Linked DNA regions of Homo sapiens: region 2 is linked to region 1. Evidence: read pairs that join two places in POLR2A ChIA-PET (ENCODE). Cell type or tissue: PC-9. All regions are shown on one strand. Links, peaks and the distances in the headings refer to the core of each region. The heading gives the core; the rest is flanking DNA.

Evidence for each region. Peaks named below come from ENCODE experiments on the same cell type or tissue, not always from the same donor. Only the 100,000 strongest peaks of a DNase experiment are listed, where the experiment ranks them.
Region 2: POLR2A ChIA-PET joins it to region 1 with 15 read pairs; 2 of 35 experiments call an interaction of 5 or more read pairs at or near these places.

The regions. Positions count from the first base shown.
Region 1 is chr22:37,441,598-37,446,978 of GRCh38, reverse strand. No RefSeq gene overlaps it. Among named protein-coding and RNA genes, the nearest start is that of ELFN2, 17 kb to the right of the region's middle. In PC-9, for the core only: no CTCF peak of the experiment used is centred there; DNase peaks (open chromatin) are centred at 2,748 and 4,278; H3K27ac peaks cover 2,419 bases.
Region 2 is chr22:37,531,235-37,536,615 of GRCh38, reverse strand. No RefSeq gene overlaps it. Among named protein-coding and RNA genes, the nearest start is that of CARD10, 15 kb to the right of the region's middle. In PC-9, for the core only: a CTCF peak has its summit at 2,353; a DNase peak (open chromatin) is centred at 2,485; H3K4me3 peaks cover 299 bases; H3K27ac peaks cover 2,077 bases.

The sequences.
Region 1 (5,381 bases), core at 248-5,247:
GTCTGTAGTCCCAGCTACTCGGGAGGCTAAGGCAGGAGAATGGCGTGAACCCGGGAGGTGGAGCTTGTAGTGAGCCGAGATCGTGCCAGTGCACTCCAGCCTGGGCGACAGAGTGAGATTCCGTCTCAAAAAAAAAAAAAAAAAAAAAAAAAAAACTAAATCAAATATAACATGTAAAATTAATAATAGAACGTAGATGGCGCAACTGCTGTGGAAGACAGTTTAGCAGTTCCTTAAAAAGTTAAATATAGGGCCGGGTGTGGCGGCTCATGTTTGTAATCCCAGCACTTTGGGAGTCTGAGGGGGGTGGATCACTTGCGGTCAGGAGTTCAAGACCAGCCTGGCCAACATGGCAAGACCCTGTCTCTACTAAAAATACAAAAATTAGTCAGGCGTGGTGGCGGGTGCCTGTAATCTCAGCTACTCAGGAGGCTGAGGCAGGAGAATTGCCTGAACCGGGAGGTGGAGGTTGCAGTGAGCCGAGATCGTGCCACTGCACTCCAGCCTGGGCAACAGAGTAAGACTCCATCTCAAAAAAAAAAAAAAAAGTTAAATATAGAATCATCATATGATCCTGCAGTCCCACTCCTAGACACATAAGGGACTGGGAGCAGGAACTCAAACAGATGTGTCCACCTATGTTTGTGGCAGCCTTGTTCACAATAGCCAAAGGTGGAAACAGCCCAAGTATTCATCAACACAGGGCGGACTAACAAAATGCGATGTAGACATGCAGTGGAGTATTATTCAGCCTGAAAAAGGAAAGTCTGATGCATGCTACAACATGAGTGAACCTCGAAAATATTATGCTAAGTGAAAGAAACCGGACATAAAAGGACAAATATTGACCAGGTGCAGTGGCTCATGCCTATAATCTGAGCACTTTGGGAGGCGAAGGCAGGTGGATCACTTGAGGTCAGGAGTTCGAGATCAGCCTGGCTAACATGGCGAAACCCTGTCTCTACTAAAAATACAAAAATTAGCCAGGGGTGGTGGCGGGCGCCTGTAATCCCAGCTACTTGGGAGGCTGAGGCAGGAGAATCGCTCGAACCCAAGAGGTGGAGATTGCAGTGAGCCGAGATCGCACCACTGTACTGCAGCCTGGGTGATAGAATGGGACTCCATCTCAAAAAAAAAAAAAAAAAAAGGACAAATATTGTATGACTCCATGCATATAAAGTACCTAGAATAGCGAAATTCATGGAGATAGTTGAACAGAGGTTATCAGGGGTTACCTGGGGCAGTGGGGAGGGAGAACTGGGGAATTATCGTTGAATGGGTACAGAGTTTATGTTGGGGATGATGAAAAAGGCGTGGAAATGGACTGGACAGTGGTGATGTTTGCACAATAACACGAACGTACTAAATGCCAGTGAACTGTGTATTTAAAAATGATGAAAATGGGCCGGCGCAGTGGCTCACGCCTGTAATCCCAGCAGCACTTTGGGAGGCCAAGGTGGGTGGACCACCTGAGGTCAGGAGTTCAAGACCAGCCTGAGCAACATGGTAAAACCCCGTCTCTACTAAAAATACAAAAATAAGCTGGGCTGGTGGCACACACCTGTTATCCCAGGTACGCAGGAGGCTGAGGCAGGAGAATCGCTTGAACCCGGGAGGTGGACGTTGCAGTGAGCCGAGATCGCACCATTGCACTCCAGCCTGGGTGACAGAGCGAGACTCCATCTCAAAAACAAACAAACAAAAGTTAAAAAGGTTAAAAATGGTAAGCTTTACGTTGTGTATATTTTATCACAATTTTTTTGTTTGTTTTTTATTTTGAGACAAGGTCTGGCTCTTTCGCTCAGGCTGGAGTGGAGTGGTACAATCTTGGCTCACTGCAATCTCTGCCTCCTGGGCTCAAGCCATTCTCCAACCTCAGCCTCCCAGGTAGCTGGGATTACAGGCACGTACCACCATGCCCGGCTAATTTTTTTTTTTTTTTTTTGTAGAGACGGGGTTTCACCATGTTGCCCAGGCTGGTCTTGTACTCTTGGGCTCAAGCAATCTGCCCACCTTGGCCTCCCAAAGTGCCGGGATTACAGGTGTGAGCCACCATGTTCAGCCCTTTATCACAATTTTTTAAACAAGGTTTTGTGTCACTGAGAGTGATGATTCTGTTTGCAATCCTTCTGTCTTTTTTTTTTTTTTTTTTTCTGTTCACCTTCATGCCTCCAGGCCCTGTGTTCCCAGCGCGTAGTAGGTCCTCAATCATTGTTTGCTGAGTGGACAAATGGTCCCGGCTGTCTTGATGGCAAGCTAGTTCGGCCAGCAGCTCATGTTTCCTATCTAGACAGCTTCTTTCCTTGCACTCTTCATCTCCCCAAAGCCAATAGCCCCTTGCTAGGCTGCAGGCGGTCAGAGATGGCACCCACAAGTGCCTGTTCTGGGATTTGGGGATTAGACACAGCCTCAGAAGTGACAAAAAGGTGATTTATCATGGAAGCCTCCTTCCAGTACCTGTCAGAAGAGAAGATATCCCACACAGCACACTCAAGAACTGGAAAGTTGTCCAGACAAACGGCCTAGACCCTGCTTTGGTTGTATTTAATATTTCACACTCGAGAGGATTCCTTCTTGTTTGACAGCAGTGCTTGGATGTGGTTTTTAATACGCTCATTGCCGTGTCATTGATTTCTTCCCCCGAGCAGTGGACAAAAACATCTAGTATTGGGACAGAGTCAGGCTGTCGGGGATCAAGAACTTTGCCCCACAGTTTATCAAATGTGAAAAGTGTATTTTAGCTCCAAGGTGACAGAATCAGAATATTCAAGGTGCTGACTGTGTCACTGAGTCATGTTTCTTAAAATCAAAGGAATGGTTTTCAATGGCATTATTGTGTCATACAGATACTTTTTTTTTTTTTTGAGACAGGTTTCATTCACTCTGTCGCCCAGGCTGGAGTACAGTGATGTGGTAATAGCTCACCAAAGCCTTGAACTCCTGGGTTCAAGTGATCCTCCCGCCTTGGTTTCCCAAAGTGCTAGGAATACAGGCGTGAGCCATGGTGCCTGGCAGAGCAAGATTTAAAAAATTTAAAAAAAATTTAGGTCGGGTGCAGTGGCTCATGCCTGTAATCCCAGCACTTTGGGAGGCCAAGGTGGGCGGATCACTTGAGGTCAGGAGTTCAAAACCAGCCTGGCCAATGTGGCGAAATCCTGTCTCCACTAAAAAAAACAAAAACAAAAACAAAAAACAAAAACCAACACACACACACACACACACACACACACACACACACACAAAACAAAAAACAAAAATTAGCCAGGTGTGGTGGCACATGCCTGTAATCCCAGTTACTCAGGAGGCTGAGGCACGAGAATTGCTTGAACCTAGGAGGCAGAGGTTGCAGCCAGCCGAGATTGCGCCACTGCACTCTAGCCTGGGCGACAGAGTGAGACTCTGTCTCAAAACAAAACAAAACAAATTTAAAAAATTTTTCAAAAGCAAGATTAAAAAGATTGAAAAAATCTTGCCCCTCATTTAAAAAAACTTGGCATGCACATTTATTCCACAGTGAGAGTTGCTCAGGTTGGAAAAGCAGTTTTGTTCTGCCTGTCTCTTCTGACAGCTGGCTAAAACGATGTCCACTCAGTGGCCTGGGTTTAATTGTAATGTTCTCAGTTTCTCTCTGTGCTGCATGAAGATTGGGAGGCACATTGTTGCCCACCAGCTGCTCGCTGTGAATAAGTGCCGAGTGTTGACATTCTGGAGCAGGTGCCTCCATCCACATAGCGGTGCCCTTCCTGGCAGCCCACATGGTGGGCACTCTGCCGGCCCGGTTCCCAGAGTCCCTTTCTATCTCACAAAGTATTCATTAACTTACCCCATAAATGTCCTCCCTTATAGCATCACTGTTACGTGATGAACAGGACCCAAAGAAATAGTGGTACCCATTTCCCTCCTGGATGGATGGATCAGGTTGCAAGTTACGGAAAATCAAACTACAATTGGTTTAATAAATAACAGTGCATTCCTCAGAGTACAGGTCTGTCTGCTGTAACAAAAGCCAAAATCACCATGATTTAAATAAGACAGACATTTACTTCTCTGTCAGTGACAATCTGAACATAATGTGAGCAATGCTGAGTGGGTGTCCCTTTTATTTTGTTACCCATCTTCCTCAACCTGCAGGTGGCTTCACCATCTGGTTTACGATGGCTGCTGCAGCTCCTGCCATCATATCTGCATTTCAGCCCATGGAAAGGGCAGAAAAACAAAGGGAGGAACATACCTTTTCTTTGGAGGGCATGAACAGGAAATTGCACAACTCATTTCTGCCCTCATTTCATTGACCGGAATCCAGTCATGTGGCCATGCCCAAGTGCATGGTAAGCTGGGAAATGTAGTCTTTATCTAGGCAGCCATGGACTCAGCTAAAACTATTAATATTACTGTAGAAGAAGGGGAGAGTGGATATTGAGGTACAACCAGCAGTCTCTTCATGAATTCAGTGAAGAGAGTTGAGCCCCCACTGTTGCTAAGCACTGTTTTAGGCGGTGAGGATACAGCAGTGGGCAAGATGACAAACATCCTATTTCTTCCAGAGCTTGCATTCAAGTGAGAGGAGAGCCTAGTGTCCTGGAAGCCAGAAGGAGAGCGCTTCAAGGAGGAGGGGGTGACCGGCTGAGTCTATTGTAGCTGACGGGCGCGTCAGAGGCAGGGTGAATGTCTGGCCGCTGGAGTCCCTGGAGACCTTGACGAAGTCATATCAGTGACATGGAAGGGCAAAGCCTGGAGAGTCTAGTTCCTAATGCATAGGAATTGGGGTGAAAAAAAGGGAGCTCTTTGGATATATCTTCTTTCTATTAAGGAAAGGAGAGAACTGGGGATGTGCTGTTGAGACTTTCTTTTTTTTTTTTTTTTTGATGGAGTCTTGCTCTGTCAGCAGGCTGGAGTGCAGTGGCTCGATCTCGGCTCACAGCTCACTGCAACCTCCATCTCCCAGGTTCAAGCGATTCTCCTGCTTCAGCCTCCCGAGTAGCTGGGGCTACAGGCATGCACGAGACAAGTTTTTTAAGATGGAGAAATGGCAGTACATGCATGTGGTTATGATGGTAATGAACCTGGAGAAGGAAAAATGAAAATGCAGGAGGGCTGGGTACAGGGCTCATGCCTGTAGTCCCAGCTACCTGGGAGGCTGAGGCGGATCGCTTAAGCCCAGGAGTTCGAGACCAGCCTGGGCAACATGGCAAAACCCTGTCTCTACAAAAAATACCAAAAAAAAAAAAAAAAAATTAGCCAGGTGTGGTGGTGTGCACCTGTAGTCCCAGCTACTTGGGAGGCTGAGGCGGGAGGATCGCTTGAGCCCAGGACCAGGAGTTCAAGGCTATAATGAAACATGATGATGCCACTGCACTCCAGCCTGGGCATCAGAGACCCTT
Region 2 (5,381 bases), core at 149-5,148, 90 kb before region 1:
TTTGTTTTTGTTTTTAGAGACAGTCTCGCTCTGTTGCCCAGGCTGGAGTGCAGTGGCACAATCACGGCTCACGATAGTCTTGACCTCCTGGGCTCAAGCTATCCCCCTGCATCAGCCTCCAGGGTAGCTAGGACCTCAGACAGGTACCACTGCACCTGGCTAATTTGTATGGGGGGAGGGTCTCACTACAGTGCCAGGCTGTTCTCCAACTCCTGGGCTCAAGCCATCCTTACACCTCAGCCTCCCAAAGTGCTAGGATTACAGGTGTAAGCCACCTCACCCAGTCTTTTTTTTTTTTTTTTTGAGACAGAGTCTTGCTCTGTCACCCAGGCTGGAGTGTAGTGGCGCAATCTCGGCTCACTGGAACCTCTGCCTCCCAGGTTCATGCGATTCTCCTGCCTCAGCCTCCTAAGGAGTTGGGATTACAGGCATGCACCACCATGCCCAGCTAATTTTTGTATTTTTAGTAGAGATGGGGTTTTGCCATGTGGGCCAGGCTTGTCTAGAACTCCTGACCTCTGGTGATCTGCCCGCCTCGACCTCCCAAAGGGCTGGGATTACCGGCGTAAGCCACCGCGCCCAGCTTACCCAGTCTTCAGTCACCCCTTTAAAGACCTTATCTCCAAATATGATCACATCCTGAGATACTGGGGGTTAGGACTTCAACATATGGATTTTTGGGGAGCGCACATCAGCCCATGGCAGAGAAGCAGGGGTACAGTTTTAGTTGAAATATTATATATATGAAATAAGTGTATACACAGTGAGCACACCATATAGCCAGAAACCAAATAAAGACACAGAACACAGCCAGCCCCCATGAACCCCTGTGAGCCCACTTTCTACAATTCCTCCCACAAGGAAGGAGTATCCTGATCTTGCAGATTTTAACCTGGTTTTGTCCTCTGCGTAAATGGAATCCTGTCCTCTTTTCTGTCTGGCTTCCTTCACTCAACATTATGTTTATGGGATTCGTCCACGATGTTGCCTGTAGTTATACATTTATTATTTATTTTCACTGCTGTGTAGTAGCACTCCACTGTGTGAATATACCACTTTTTAAATTTATTTATTTATTTATTTTTTGAGACAGGGTCTCGCTCTGTCGCCCAGGCTTGAGTGCCGTGGTGTGATCTTGGCTCACTGCAACCTCTGCTTCTCAGATTCAGACGATTCTCGTGCTCACTGTAGCCTTGACCTCCTGGGCTTGAGTGATCCTTTCCGGCAGCTGGGACTACAGGCCATGTGCCACCATACCTGGCTAATCTTTAAATTATTTTTTGTAGAGACTGGATCTCACTATGTTGCCCAGGCTGGTCTGGAACTCCTGGGCTCAAGCAATCTTCTTGCCTTGGCCTCTCAAAGTGTTGAGATTACAGGAGTGAGCCACTGTGCCCAGTGATGTATTTAGATCTTATTTAATTTCCCACAATAATGTCATTTTATTAATTTTAAAAATTGAAATATAACTCACATACAATAAAATTCACCTGTTTTAAACTGTACAATTTAGTGGGTTTTTGTTTGTTTGTATATTTATTTATTTATTGAGATGGAGTTTGGGTCTTGTTGCCCAGGCTGGAGTGCAATGGCATGATCTTGGCTCACTGCAACCTTCACCTCCTGGGGTTCAAGCAATTCTCCTGACTGAGCCTCCCAAGTAGCTGGGATTACAGGCATCTCTCACCATGCCCAGCTAATTTTGTATTTTTAGTAGAGACAGGGTTTCACCTTGTTGGTCAGGCTGATCTCGAACTCCTGACCTTGTGATCCACCCCCCTCGGCCTCCCAAAGTGCTGGAATTACAGGTGTGAGCCACTGCGCCTGGCCAGGTTTTTAGTATATTTAAAAAGTTGTGCAGTCATCACCACTACCTAATTTCCAGATATGTTTTCACTCCCGCCAAAACCTCATACACCACCTGTCACCCTCCATTCCTGTCATTCTCTGTTTCCCCTTCCCCTAGTCCCTAGCAACTACTAATTCCTTTCTGTCTCTATGGATTTGCCTGTTTTGGACTTTCCATATAAATGGGATCATACAATCTATGGCCTTTTGTGTCTGACATCTTTCACTTAGTGTAATGTTTTCAAGGTTCATCCATGTGGTAGCACATATTGGAACTTTATTTATTTTTATGGCTGGAATGATACATTTATTATCCACTCACCCATGCATGTGTATTTGGATCGTTGATACTTTTGTTCTATTATGAATAATGCTGCTATGAACATCATGTGTAATGAACATGATGTGTGGGCATGTATTTTCAATTCTCTTGGGTATTTTATACCTAGGAGTGAAGTGGCTGGGTCATATGGTAACTCTATATTTAACTTTTTGAGGAACTGCTAAACCGTTTCCCAAAGCAACCGTGCCATCGTACATTCGCACTAGCAATGTGTGAGGGAGCTAATTTCCCCACCTTCTGGCGAACACTTGTTTTGTTTGTCTTTTTGATTACAGCCATCTGAGTGTGTGCGAAGTGGTATCGGATTGTGGTTTGGATCTGCTTTTCCTAGTGACTCATACATAACGACGTTCTGTAGTTTTCAGTGTACAGATCTTGCACATCTTTTGTTTGGTTTATTCCTACCAAGTTGATGTTTTTGATGCTTCCATAAATGGCTTCATTTTAAAAATAGACTTTCTTTATTTTTTAGAGCAGTTTTAGGTTCATAGTAAAATTGAGCGTAAAGTACAGAGATTTCCCATATAACACCCACCCCCCTAACTCAGAATTCTCCATGAACATCACACACCAGAGTGGCACATTTGCTATAATCAGTGAAGGTACATGGATAGATACATCTTTAACCCAAGGCCTATAGTTGACATAAGCTTCATTGTAAATGCTTGGTGTCCATTCTATGGAATTGACAAATTATAATGACATGTATCCACCATTATAGTATCATAGTCAATAGTTTCACTGCCCTAAAAATCCTTTGTGCTCCACCTAATCATCCCCTCCTTCCCCGGGGCCCCTGGCAAACACTGATCCTTTTGCCATCTCCATAGTTTTGCCTTTTCCAGAATATCATATAGTTGAGATCACACAGTATGTAGCCTACTCACACTGGTTTCTTTCACTTAGCAACATGCAGTTAAGCTTCCTCCATGTCTTTTCATGGCCTGATAACACATTTCTTTCTTTCTTTTTTTTTTTTTTTGAGATGGAGTCTCACTCTGTCATCCAGGCTGGAATGGCATGGATGGCAGTGGCATGATCTCGGCTCACTACCATCTCCACCTCCTGGGTTCAAGGAATTCTTCTGTCTCAGCCTCCTGAGTAGCTGGGACTACAGGCGCATGCCACCATGCCCAGCTAATTTTTGTAGTTTTAGTAGAGATGGGATTTCATCAGATTGGTCAGGCTGGTCTTGAACTCCTACCTTAGGTGATCCACCTGCCTCAGCCTCCCAAAGTGCTGGGATTATAGGCGCGAGCCACTGTGCCCCGCCTTCTTTTCTTTTTTCTTTTTCTTTTTCTTTTTTTTTAAGAGATGGGGGTCTCCCTGTGTTGCCCAGGCTGGTCTTGAATTCCTGGGCTCAAGTGATCCTTTTGCCTCAGCCTCCTGAGTAGCTGGGACTATAGGCACGTTCCACTGTTCATTTTCTTATTGTTGAGTTTTAAGAGTTTCATATATTTTGGTCGACAGTCTTTTATCAGATATGTCTTTTGCAAATATTTTCTCCTGGTCTTACCTTTTTATTCTCTTGACAGTGTCTTTCTCAAAGCACAGGTTTTGAATTTTAATGAAGCCCAACTCATCAATTCTTTCTTTCTTTCTTTTTTTTTTTTTTTTCAGACTGAGTCTCACTCTGTTGCCCAGGCTGGAGTGCAGTGGTGGGATCTTGGCTCACTGCAAGCTCTGCCTCCCGGGTTCACGCCATTCTTCTGCCTCACCCTCCTGAGTAGCTGGGACTACAGGCACCCGCCACCATGCCTGGCTAATTTTTTGTATTTTTAGTAGAGACAGGGTTTCACCATGTTAGCCAGGATGGTTTCGATCTCCTGACCTCATGATCCGCCCACCTTGGCGCCTCCCAAGTGCTGGGATTACAGGCGTGAGCCACTGTACCTGGCCTCATCAATTATTTCTTTTATGGATTATCTAAAAAGTCATTGCCCTCTTTCTGAGCCCGTGACAAACCAGAAGGAAAAAAATGAAAAGAAAAATAAGGCTGGGTGTGGTGGCTCACGCGTGTAATCCCAGTACTTCCAGAGGCTGAGGCAGGAGGGTTGCTTGAGCCCAGAGGGTTGAGGCCGCAGTGAACCACGATTGTGCCACTGCACTCCAGCCTGGGTGACAGTGCAAGACCCTGTCTCCAAAAACAAAACCAAAAACAGCAACAACAACGGAAAAATAAAAATAAAAAAAAAGTCATTGCCAAACCCGAGGTAATCTAGATTTTCTTCCATATTATCTGCTATGAGTTTAATGGGTTCATTTAAAAAACTTTGTTTATAGACCGGGCGCTGTGGCTCACGCCTGTAATCCCAGTACTTTGGGAGGCCGAGGCGGGCGGATCATGAGGTCAGGAGATCGAAACCATCCTGTCTAACACGGTGAAACCCCGTCTCTACTAAAAATACAAAAAAATTAGCCAGGCGTGGTGGCAGGCGCCTGTAGTCCCAGCTACTCGGGAGGCTGAGGCAGGAGAATGGCGTGAACCTGGGAGGTGGAGCTTGCAGTGAGCTGAGATCGTGCCACTGCACTCCAGCCTGGGCGACAGAGCGAGACCCCGTCTCAAAAAACAAACAAACAAACAAACAAAAAACTTTGTTTATATTTGTGGCTAGTAGACAGAGATATAGTTGATCTTATCTATTGACCCCATATCTAGTGACTTTGTTAAATCCACATAAGTTTTTTGGAGATGTGTGTTTAAGTCTCCTTCCATGACTAGACTTGCCCATTTCTCCTGTTAGTTCCATTGGGCTTTACTTGTATTTTGAAGCTCTGCTATTGGATGTATACAGACTTGGGATTCTGATACCTTCCTAACTGAAATGAAGTTTCTGCTCATGCTTCCTACCTTAAATTCTACTCTTTAACTTTGGGACAGGTACAGCAGATTTTTTTGTGGTTATTGTTTGGGTGATAGATCTCTTTCCATCTTTAAATTCGCAACCTTTCTGTGTTCTTTTCTTTTTTTTCTTTTTTTGAGACGGAGTCTTGCTCTGTTTCCAAGGCTGGAGTACAGTGGCGTGATCTCATCTCATTGCAACCTCTGCCTCCCAAGTTCAAGCAATTCTCTGCCTCAGCCTCCCGAGCAGCTGGGATTACAGGTGACCACCACCACCACCACCAGCTAATTTTTGTATTTTTAGTAGAGATGGGGTTTCACCGTCTTGGCCAGGTTGGTTTTGAACTC